Linked DNA regions of Homo sapiens: region 1 is linked to region 2. The links are chromatin loops, found by intact Hi-C in ENCODE. Cell type or tissue: Calu3. All regions are shown on one strand. Links, peaks and the distances in the headings refer to the core of each region. The heading gives the core; the rest is flanking DNA. Region 1 has its middle 4.1 kb from the start of SP100. Region 2 overlaps SP140 (SP140 nuclear body protein).

Evidence for each region. Peaks named below come from ENCODE experiments on the same cell type or tissue, not always from the same donor. Only the 100,000 strongest peaks of a DNase experiment are listed, where the experiment ranks them.
Region 1: it touches region 2 in a loop (4-fold over the local background); 24 of 110 quality-filtered maps call a loop at or near these places.

The regions. Positions count from the first base shown.
Region 1 is chr2:230,408,323-230,415,976 of GRCh38, forward strand. No RefSeq gene overlaps it. Among named protein-coding and RNA genes, the nearest start is that of SP100, 4.1 kb to the right of the region's middle. RefSeq lists enhancers at 3,434-3,523, 4,184-4,233, 7,526-7,654 and a silencer at 3,614-3,883. In Calu3, for the core only: no CTCF peak of the experiment used is centred there; DNase peaks (open chromatin) are centred at 3,449 and 3,659.
Region 2 is chr2:230,229,300-230,231,799 of GRCh38, forward strand. All of the region lies in intron 1 of SP140 (SP140 nuclear body protein), which reads left to right. Among named protein-coding and RNA genes, the nearest start is that of SP140, 4.8 kb to the left of the region's middle. In Calu3, for the core only: no CTCF peak of the experiment used is centred there; a DNase peak (open chromatin) is centred at 972.

The sequences.
Region 1 (7,654 bases), core at 2,187-4,686, 180 kb after region 2:
GAGAGACCCAATTTATCTAGGGTAGACAAAAGTTACTTCGATGATGATATCACAGTGCCTCACAGAAAGGGCCGGAAGGCAGGGTTACAGAGTTGGCAAATGGCCCTGGAAAAGGGCAGGAATCAGAGCATTTCCAGGCAATCATGCAACAGGAATGACACAGCCATTCCCTAAGGATGTTAAGATTTTACTAAATGTTGTTGTTGATTTTTTTAACCTCTCACAATACTTCACTCAAAAGCTCAACTCCCCCCAAACAGCATCTGGCTGGCCTGGCCTGCTCAATGGCCAGCATTGTGATTAACAGCCCCTCACTCCTACACCCAGAAGGGAGAGCTCCTTCACCCAAAGGAACCAGGGACTGTTAGGCAAGGGGGATGGAGGAGGCTGGACAGCCAAGGAAATCACAGCTGACTGAGGAAACCCACCTGGGACACTCACAGCCTAGACCACTGCTGTCTAATGGAGGAATAGGGGCAATTCCAGGCCAGTCAGAGAGGTGGAATTGCTGGGGGATGCCAAGTTCCTTGGGTACACAGGAGCAGGTAACTGTTTCGCCATTGTCCTGTGCTGCGGAGGCAAAGACTGAGTTGGTCACTGTTCATCTGACATGAAACTACCCCTTACTACATTATATCAACACCGAGATATTTCTCTCCTGAAATATTTGTTCACATTTTCCCCTGAACCCCGTGGTGTGTGGGACTGAAAGAGTCTACACTGGTTCATACAAGGACGGCACACTCCATGGTCGTGTAGTGTGGCCCCAGGAATGTTAAGCTGGAAACTAGGGTATGGTGTGTTCAGGGAAGGGGGTGACTCCTCTGCTGAGACACTTGATTACATCTTTAACTGTGTCCTGCTGGAGCTGCTGGGAAGGTGGGTAGGACCACTTTCCATCCCCTGATCACCTCATCCTCCAGAGGGTTCATCCACAGTTGCCTGAGTCTGGATGGGGAGGAGGATGTAGGATCTCAGCCTTGAGATCTCAGGACCTTGAGTCTTGGCCATATAATGATGTAGCCACCACTTCTGGCTCTCTCTGGTGTCTGTTTTCACTCCTCTGAGTCTCACAGAATGGGATTGTGCCCATGACTGGTGCACTCTGCATGCCAGTGGATAGGTCTGCTCTTAGATGTTTTTGTAACGTCTGTGTCAGTACATGTGGCCCAGAGTGCTGTACAGGAGCTGGCTGGTGCTTTTTGTTTTGTGCTTATTCAGGAAATACAAGAAATAACTCCTGGGTTCCTGCATTGTGCCATTGTCTGAATGATAAATGGTAAATCCCGGCCCCACTTCCTCATGCACCCCCCAGTGGGGAAGCACCTAATTTCCAATTCTGGATTCTTACAAGCACAGCTCAAGACTATCATTATTGTCATCACAGCTCAGCCTGGAATCCAGGCTCTGGGATAAATGTGAGCCCCTCACTTCCATAGCTCCACATTCAATGGGCTGAACACCCTTTAGAATTATTCATGAGAGAGGGTGTGATAGACCATAGATGGTATGGGCAGAGGGGTCTCCAATTCTCTCTGGAAAGGAGAGTGTCACCTACTAGACTGAGTCCACTGGCCATTCCCAAGTGGCTAATAGCTGCAGAAATGGATCTACGTCAGGGAACACTTTATTCCCTTATACACCAAGAAAATGGATCAGTAGCAGATGAGATGAATGAGTTTCCAACTTCAATGCCATTGTTTTGGAAACCAGCAAAACTGTGCCAGTATGTTGCCCAGAAAAACATCAGACCAGAACACCCTGGAAGCCATCTGCTCCCCAAAAAACTATTCTACCTGGCAGTTTTATAGCCCACCTGCCCCTGAGAGCCTTATCCCAAGGTAAGACACAGGATATCCAGCAAAACCTGGTTCCCAGGGCCACTTCATGACCTGGCCGGACCAGGCGGTCATCCTGTGTTAGTGGGCTGGGGCCCCATAGGATGTCAACCTGTTCCCTGAGCACAGCATTTGTACCCATGAGAAACAGGTGCACCAGTTAGGAGAAATGCACAGGGCTGTCCCACCAGTTCTGGAGTCATCCTTGGCCCTGGGAAGAGCTCATTAGACTTTATTTTGGATTTCCCCTAGAGCAGATGTTATGACTGACAGTCTAACAAGACCCACCTCATCCTCAAAACAGGGTCTTCTCAGCCCTTGCTAGGCAAAGGTGCCCTGGGAGAGCCCCCCAGTGCTCTGGTCAGCTGTCTCCCACCCACATTTCCAGGAGGAGCACCTGTGGAAAGGCAGACTCCACCCCTTCCCTGCACATCTCCGCCAGACAATGGTTGGCAGATGGGCATTGGCCTTTGCTGGAACTGTACCTCCTGTCTCATAACCTGTCTCGTAACCACTAAATCTTCATGAAGCTACACTTTCCAACCCTGCGCTTCCTTTATTCTGTTCAGCAATACTGAGGAACCTGCCAGGGACCCTCCTCTTCATAGAAGCACCCACTTGCAAGCCCAAAGAAGCAGAAGCTGCTGCCCAGCAGGTGCTGGTGGAGACCATCTGGAGGGGCCACCAGGTATCTCCTTCCCTCGCCACACATGCATCACCTGGCAGTCCTAAGATCTAGGACAGTCTGCGGGCCATTCCAGCTCACCATGGTAAAAGTAATAGACATATGGAGGTTTGCAGAAACATTAGGAGTGCAGACTTGGTAAAAGGCTGCATTGTTCATTCAAGCCTTTCCTGGCTCCAGCCCCAGCCACCAGGCTCCCTCCGCTCCTGGTGGTGTTCAGCCCTGCCTCCTTGGCACCCTGAGGCTCACAAGGAGACCCCAGGCCGACCACAGCTCGAAAGACATTCCTCCTCCTTTCTGAGGGTAGGTCTGACCCCGCAGCCTTAGTTCCATGCTTGTGGAGGCATCCAACATGGAGCTGCCTGGTTCCATATGTCAGGTGACAGCCCCAAGTCTAACGGGGACCCACTGGTGAACACAGGAAGGTGCCACCAGGAATCCCCAGAATGTGAAACATAGTGAGCCTGTAGGGTCGTTCTGTTGCAGTCCAGCAGTTGGGGCTCAAAGTGAAACGAAAGGGAAGGTGAAGCCCCCTCTCCCTCACTCAGGGAGACTGGGTTTCGGGGTGGGGGGCATTGACAAACTTCTGTGCATGAAACGCACTTCTCTGAAGTCTCGTGTCTTCTAATTCACTCCATGCCACCCGTTTTTGCCGTTTGCCCACTATTTTTTAATCCTTTCAACTGCTCAGCATCGAGTCATATCAGTGTGCCCCGCAAGGACAGCAGGAGTGTCCTGCAGGGCCTTAGGGTGCGGGGCAGGCTTAAGGGCTTCAGCCTCCGGGGAGGTGCAGAAGGCAGGGCGGCTTGTGGCTCCGGACGGAATGAAACTCTTAGGGAAGAGGACAGAGACCAGGAGGAGCGAAGGGCAGAGTCCCCCGCCCCTCACGGGCTGAACAGAGGGCAGGCGGCGACCCGGTGGTGCTCGTGAGCTGCCAGAGGGCAAAATGATCTCAGAACCCAGACCTTACATGGGTTCGACTTTATTTAGAAGGAACTACGGCTCTTCTACCACACAATTCGAAGTGTTTGGTGAGCTAGAATCCCGATAAGAGGAGGATTTTCGGTTTCTGTTTCTGCCCAGCCCTGAAGAGGCTGCAGCGCTACGCGCTGCCGGGAGACTGGGCGCCGGCCGGGCGGGGGCGGAGCCCGGAGGAGCGCGGGGCGGCCGCGGGAACGGGAACGCGGGAGGCGGACACGGGGGATGGCGATCACCGACCCCTGCTCGTTGCGCGTGCTCACGGTGTGTCCGTGGCGGGCCTCGCCGGCTAGGTGGCCTCGGAAAGGAGGCATGAGGTGGCGTCCATGGGCCACCAGGACCCTGTGCTGTCCGTCAGTTACCAGGGGACAGGGATCTGCGGATGTTCATCTGCGGATACAACAGGGGCTCAGCTGAAGGACCCTGCGTGATGATGCGGACTCAGGGGTGGCCCTGGGCCAGTCGGTTTCTTCCTGGTGCTGCACAAGGACTGAGGGCGTCCTCCGGATTTCTCATGAATGGTCCCCACCTTCAGAAGGTGGCCAGAGGGACTTCCTGTGTTGTCCAATGCTCCCCTTGTCTTTCTGACTCCCTACAATCCTTCACCCATAGCCTCTTTAGGCCAGTCACTGAGGCTCTGCTGAGCAGGGGACCCTGGTGAGTGGGCCAGGGAGGATCAGACCAGCCTGGTCTCACCCAACTTCCTAAAAGCTGAAATATTGCTACCAAATGCCCGCTGAGCCCGGGGGATAATTGCATCACAATCATGCAATTGCAAGGAGCTATGACCCCAGCCTCTACCCATCTGCGGCACAGATAGAAAAGAACCTCAGAAGAGAGATGTATACCCATGTGCTTGAACCCTTTGAAATATAGGCAAAATGGAGAGACAGACGGCGATCAAAATACCAGCTTTATTCCGGATAAAAGCTGGATTGGGGATGTGGCTTAGATATGTGGCAGTAAAGGGACCCCTAACACTGAACTCCAGAATTGGGCTTATCCGCATGGCCTCAGGCTGTTCCAACTCTCCCCCACGCTATGCAGGCCCCTGTCCTTGTGCACTTGAGCTTGGAGGAGCCAACAGAGTCTTGGTCTCTGCAGGCAGGATGACTCCAGGGACACCCAGCAAAGAGCAGGCTCACTCCCACTCCCAGTCAGAGAAGCGTCCCCTAGAAGATGGGCGGGGACCGGAAGGGACCGGGCCTTGACTGATTGATGTTCCACCTCCTAGAAGGAGACAGTTCGGCAGGACTGGGTGCTCCCACTAAAGATCCCAGGCGCCTGCCCTTCACTCGTCACTTCTACGTCCCTTGGAGGGTGGCCAGGTTCTCTATTCTCATGCCCCAGTGGCACTGTTCCTGTAGCTGCCTCCTGCCCTGAAACTCTCTGGTCCATGATGCCAATGACCTCATCTCAGGTACAGACCTCTGGTTCTCACATGGGGGTCCCAGGTTGAAGAATCACCCCCCACCATGTTACCAGTAGAGGGTCTTGACTGCAAGTTGTCCAGGTTCTTGGCGTTTTGAACAAAGAATTGGACAAAGCGCACAGCAAAGCAAGAAAAGAATGAAGCAACAAAAGAACGAAAGCAGGGATTTATTGAAAATAGAAGTACACTCCACAGTGTGGGAGCAGGCCCAAGCAGTATTCAACGGTCCCGCATACAGAATCTTCTCTGGTCCAAATACCCCCTGGAGGTTTCCCATTGACCACTTGGTGCTCACCTCATGTAAATGAAGTGGCGGCCTGCAATCAGTCTGATTGGTTGAGGAAAGCAACCAACCAGAGGCTGAAGTGAAGTTACAAAGGTCACACTCCTGTGCAAACATCTCATTGGTTGCAGAAAGCAACCAATCAGAGGCTAAAGTGAAATTACAAAGTTGTACTTCTATGCAAAGGAAGACTTGGCCTGCAATCAGTCTGATTGGTTGCAGACAGCAACCCATCAGAGGCTGAAGTAAAGTTACAAAGTTACACTCCTATGCAAAAAACAACTATACACAGGTACTTTCCATTTCCCATTGCCCCACAGAAAAGGTGGGGGTTTGCAAAGGGAGTAGCCTCTGGACCTTTTGTTACTTAGGCATGGAAAGTTAGGGTTTTCCTTTCAATTTAGTTCTAGGAAGTTAGCATGAAATGGCCTTAGGTTCCCTGCCTCCAGACCCTATTCTCCTGCCTCACCCACACCACTGAAGTCTGAACTGAAGCTGCTCTTGGTGAAATGTAAGAGGCCCATCATCTGGCTGGGTGCCCTGCCTGTGGTCCTTCCTCAATCACTGCCTCCCCTGCTTTTGAGTTTTCCAGGCTCCAGTAACTGGAACTACTTCTTGACAACAGAAATATTCCCTATTGCCTGTGCTCCTTGCAGCCATGGAAAATGCCCCAGGAGTTCCATTATTTCCTTCTAAACAGTCCAGCAGGATTTTTAGCTCACATGTCTTCTTAATGTGGTCCCGTCCCTTTCCCAACCCCAGTGTGTCTGACATTGTTTTCTGGATCAGAGAAACTTTGCTTTCTTCACAGAGGCCTACAGATTCTCCATATACCAGCGGAGCATGGTGCATGCTCATCTGTCTCCAACCTCATCTGATGAGAACATCTCCTTCCCTGCTGCCAGGAGGTGCCCCAGCATGGGCATGTCTGCCCGTGAAGTTCAACCCGTAAGGAATTCCCTGCCAGCCTGTGGCTCATTGGTCTGGAATTCCAGGTGCTGCTCTTAGTAGCCCCTAAGCACATCCAGGGAAAAGCTGGCACGTTTATGTCAGTGCCACTCAATGGCCTGAGCCTGCCTGCTGCCCAGAGGCAGCGAGAGGGGAGAACGTGAACCACACCAAAGCATACTGTGTGGTCCATGCCAGGACTTCTTGGGACCAATGTGCCTCATGGAGACTGGGATCAAAGGACAGCTGTGCCCAAAAGAGGCTCAGCTTACCAGCCCTTCAGCCCCATAAAGTCGGGGAGTCATGGGGGGTAGGAAGAATGAGAGAAAGAGAGAGAGACCTACAGGTGAGAGAAAGAGAGAGAGACCTACAGGTGTGCAGTGCCTGATAGAAACAGTGACCTTCGCCCACCGGCAAAGCTGTCCTCACCAATGTCCTGGTGCCTGGTCATTCACTCATGGGGAAAAGAAGAGCAGAAGTAGAGTGAGGGTAGAAAGCCCCTTCCCCCACATTTTCAAATGTACCTGGACAAGCATCCTTATTCACAGCTGGAAGAAGTTGGATTCAGTAGAATGCCATTTGGAAAACACCGTTCTGAAGTGCCATCCCCTCTGGCCCCTGAATCCTCACCAGCTTCCACCCTCTGCTCACCTTGGGCCCTGGATTCCAGCGCCCCCAGGCTCCCAGCTGCCTCCCTGTCTCTGCCCCATGGTCCGGCCTGGAGTTCTGGTCCCTGGTTGTGTCCTGTGGCCCCATTCTCATGCGCCCTTTGCTTCTGTTTCTTTACCTATGACTTTATACTGATGTAAAGCGAGTCTTCTCGGTCGCTTCTTGTTCTCTGAGGAATGATGAATCAGAATCTAAATGGAAAATCTGGGCAGAGATAGAACCTCCCGCGGGAGCCACCCTGCCCTTCCATGTCTAGATCATCTGGGTTCCAACCTCCATCCTCCTCCAATGAGAAGCTTTTGTTCTCTCAAGATTCCAGTGACTTCTCCGAAGCTTAGGTGTCTCTTCACCCCTGGCTGTTCCAAGGCGGCCCCATAGTCAAGATTCCTTAAACCCTTGCCCCTTAAAATGTTTGCCTTTCTTACCATGCTGGCTCCAGCCTCTGGTCCCAGGGGTGTGGAGAGTTCTCTCTTACTTCTGGCTGATTTCCAGGAAGGCTAAGCACACTCTCCCCAGGTTATAATGCTGAGCATTTTGGTTCTCTCCAGCCCTGGGTCCCAATGTCAGGACCTACCTTAGTCCAGTCCATGCTCTCCCATGGGCCTGAGAGAAGATTTGAGGTTTCTGGCTTTCCCTCCAACCCTCCAACTCCCACCCCAAGCCATGTCAGCAAGGGGAAGGGGCAAACATGGAGTTTCCCCCCCAACTCCCATGTAAACTATGCCCCCTCTTAGAGGGCAGAGCAGCTAAGGACAATTTTGTTTCAAGGACATTTTTTTTGGCTGTGTATTGCACAAACAAGTGGACACCCGGGAGCTGGC
Region 2 (2,500 bases), core at 1-2,500:
AATTTGAATAAATGGCTTCATTTTAGGTTAACTTGGAGTAGGAAAAATGAAAACATTTTATTATATCTGCATTTATTTCTTCTCTGGTGCTCTTTCTTTCTCTATGTAAATCTGAGTTTCTGGCCCACATCATTTTTCCCTTTGCATGAAGAAATTCTTTTTTTTTTTTTTTTTTTTTTTTTTTTTGAGATGGAGTCTCACTCTGTTGCCCAGGCTGGAGTACAGTGGTGCAATCTCGGCTCTCTGCACACTCCGCCTCCTGGGTTCACGCCATTCTCCTGCCTCAGCCTCCTGAGTAGCTGGGACTACAGGCGCCCACCACCACGCCTGGCTAATTTTTTGTATTTTTAGTAGAGACGGGATTTCACCATGTTAGCCAGGATGGTCAAGAAATTCTTTTAACATTTTCACATGGAGTAGGCTTTCTGGCAAAGAATTTCCTCAGTTTTTGTTTGTTTGAGAAAATCTTTATTTCTACTTTACTTGGAAGGTTAATTTCACAGGATATGGAAGCCTACATAGGCTTTTTTTTTCTTTCATCACTTTAAATATTTCTTTCCACTTTCTTTGCTTGCATGGTTTTTAATGAGAAATCTGATGTAATTTTATCCTTGTTCTTTCACAGGTAGGGGTTTTTTGTTTTTTTTCCCTACCCCCTGGCTTTTTTCAATATTTTCTCTGTCTTTCGTATTCTGCAGTTTGAATATAAAATTGTAATTGCCAAACTAGACTCTTCTTGTCCATTGCCCAGAAAAGCCACACATTGAGAATAGTAGGAGTTGCAGGAGAGAGAGAATTTAATAATCGCAGGGCCAGCCAAGCGGGAGATGTTTCTGAAATCCATCTCCCCAAGAATTCAGAGACTAGGCTTTTTAAAGGATAGTTAGGCAGACAGGGGGCTGGGGAACAGGGAAGTGCTGATTGCTTAGGTTGGGAATGAAATCACAGGGGGTTGAAGCTGTGTTCTTGTGCTGAGTCATTTCCTGGGTAGGGGTCACAGGACCTGGTTACCAATCCTGTGGTATTAGCTGTTCCATTAGAATGCAAGGTCTGAAAAATACCTCAAACCCCAGTCTTAGGTTTTACAATACTGAAGTTATCTATAGGAGCAATTGCGGTGGTTATGGATCATGTGACCTCCAGCTACATGACTCCTGAACCATAATTCTAATCTTGTATCCAATTTGTTAGTTTTACAAAAGTGGTTTTGGTCCCAGAGCAAGGAGGGGGTAAGTTTTGGGAAGGGATTGTTATAATCTTTGTTTTAAAGTTAAACTATAAACTAAATTCTTCTCATTGTTAGCTTGGCATACACCCAGGAATGAGCAAGGACAGCTTGTGAGGTTAGAAGCAAGATGGAGTCAGTTAATTTAGATTCCTCTCACTGTCATGATTTTTGCAAAGGTGGTTTCAATATGTCTAAGTCTAGATCATTTGATATTTATGCAGCTTGGTGTTTGATGAGTTTCCTGAATCTGTGGTTTGTTGTCTGTCATTACTTTTGGAAAATTCTTGGCTATCACTACTTGAATATTTCTTCTGCTCTATTTTCTCTTTCTTCTCCTTCTCGTATTCCAATTACATATTTGTCACACTTTCTGAAATTATTCCAGCATTCTTGGATATTGTGTTCTGTTTTGTTTTTTCCTTTTTTTTTCCTCTTTGCATTTCTATTTGAGAAGTTTCTTTTGACATATCTTCAATTCACTGATTCTTTCCTTGGCCATGTCCAGGCTACTGATGAACTCATCAAAGGTATTCTTCATTTCTGTTACATTGTTTTTCATTTCTAGCATTTCATTTTTCATTATGTCTTTGAGTTGTCATCTTTCTGCTCACTTAACCATCTGTTCATGCGTATTGTGTGCTTTTTTCTTTAGAGCCCTTAACATATTAACTAACCATAGTTATTTTAAATTTCTGTCTAAAAACTTGAAAATCCATCATATCTGAGTCTGGTTTTGATGATTACTTTGTCTCTTCACACTGTGTTACTTCTTGCCTTTTGGCATGTCTTATAATTTTTTTTTTAAGTCAGACATGATAAGTCAGGTAATAGGAACTGAGGCAAATAAGCCTTCAATGTGAGGTTTTATATTAATCTGGGTAGGAAATGGGCCATATCTAATGTTTGTTCTAGCTGTAGGTGGCAGAGGTGTCAAATTCCTCTAGCGTTCTTGTTTTTCTTTCCCCTGCTTTCTCTGGGTTTCTCTGAGAACTCCTTTTTAAATAGTCTGTTTCTTGTAGTTCTTCCAGCTGTAATCTGCTCTTATTATACAGGAACCCTGTTGATGGAATGGTAACGTGTCAGAGGGGGAAGTGGTCTATAATCTTATGATTACATCTCGATCTTTTAATGGAACTGCACCTTGGGCTATTACTTTTAAAAGAATTTCTCCCTCCACCCTTTTTTTTCAATTTTTTTGAGATGGAGTCTTGCTTTGTTGCCCAGGCTATAGTGCAGTGGCGTGGTCTCGGCTCACTGCAACTTCTGCCTCCT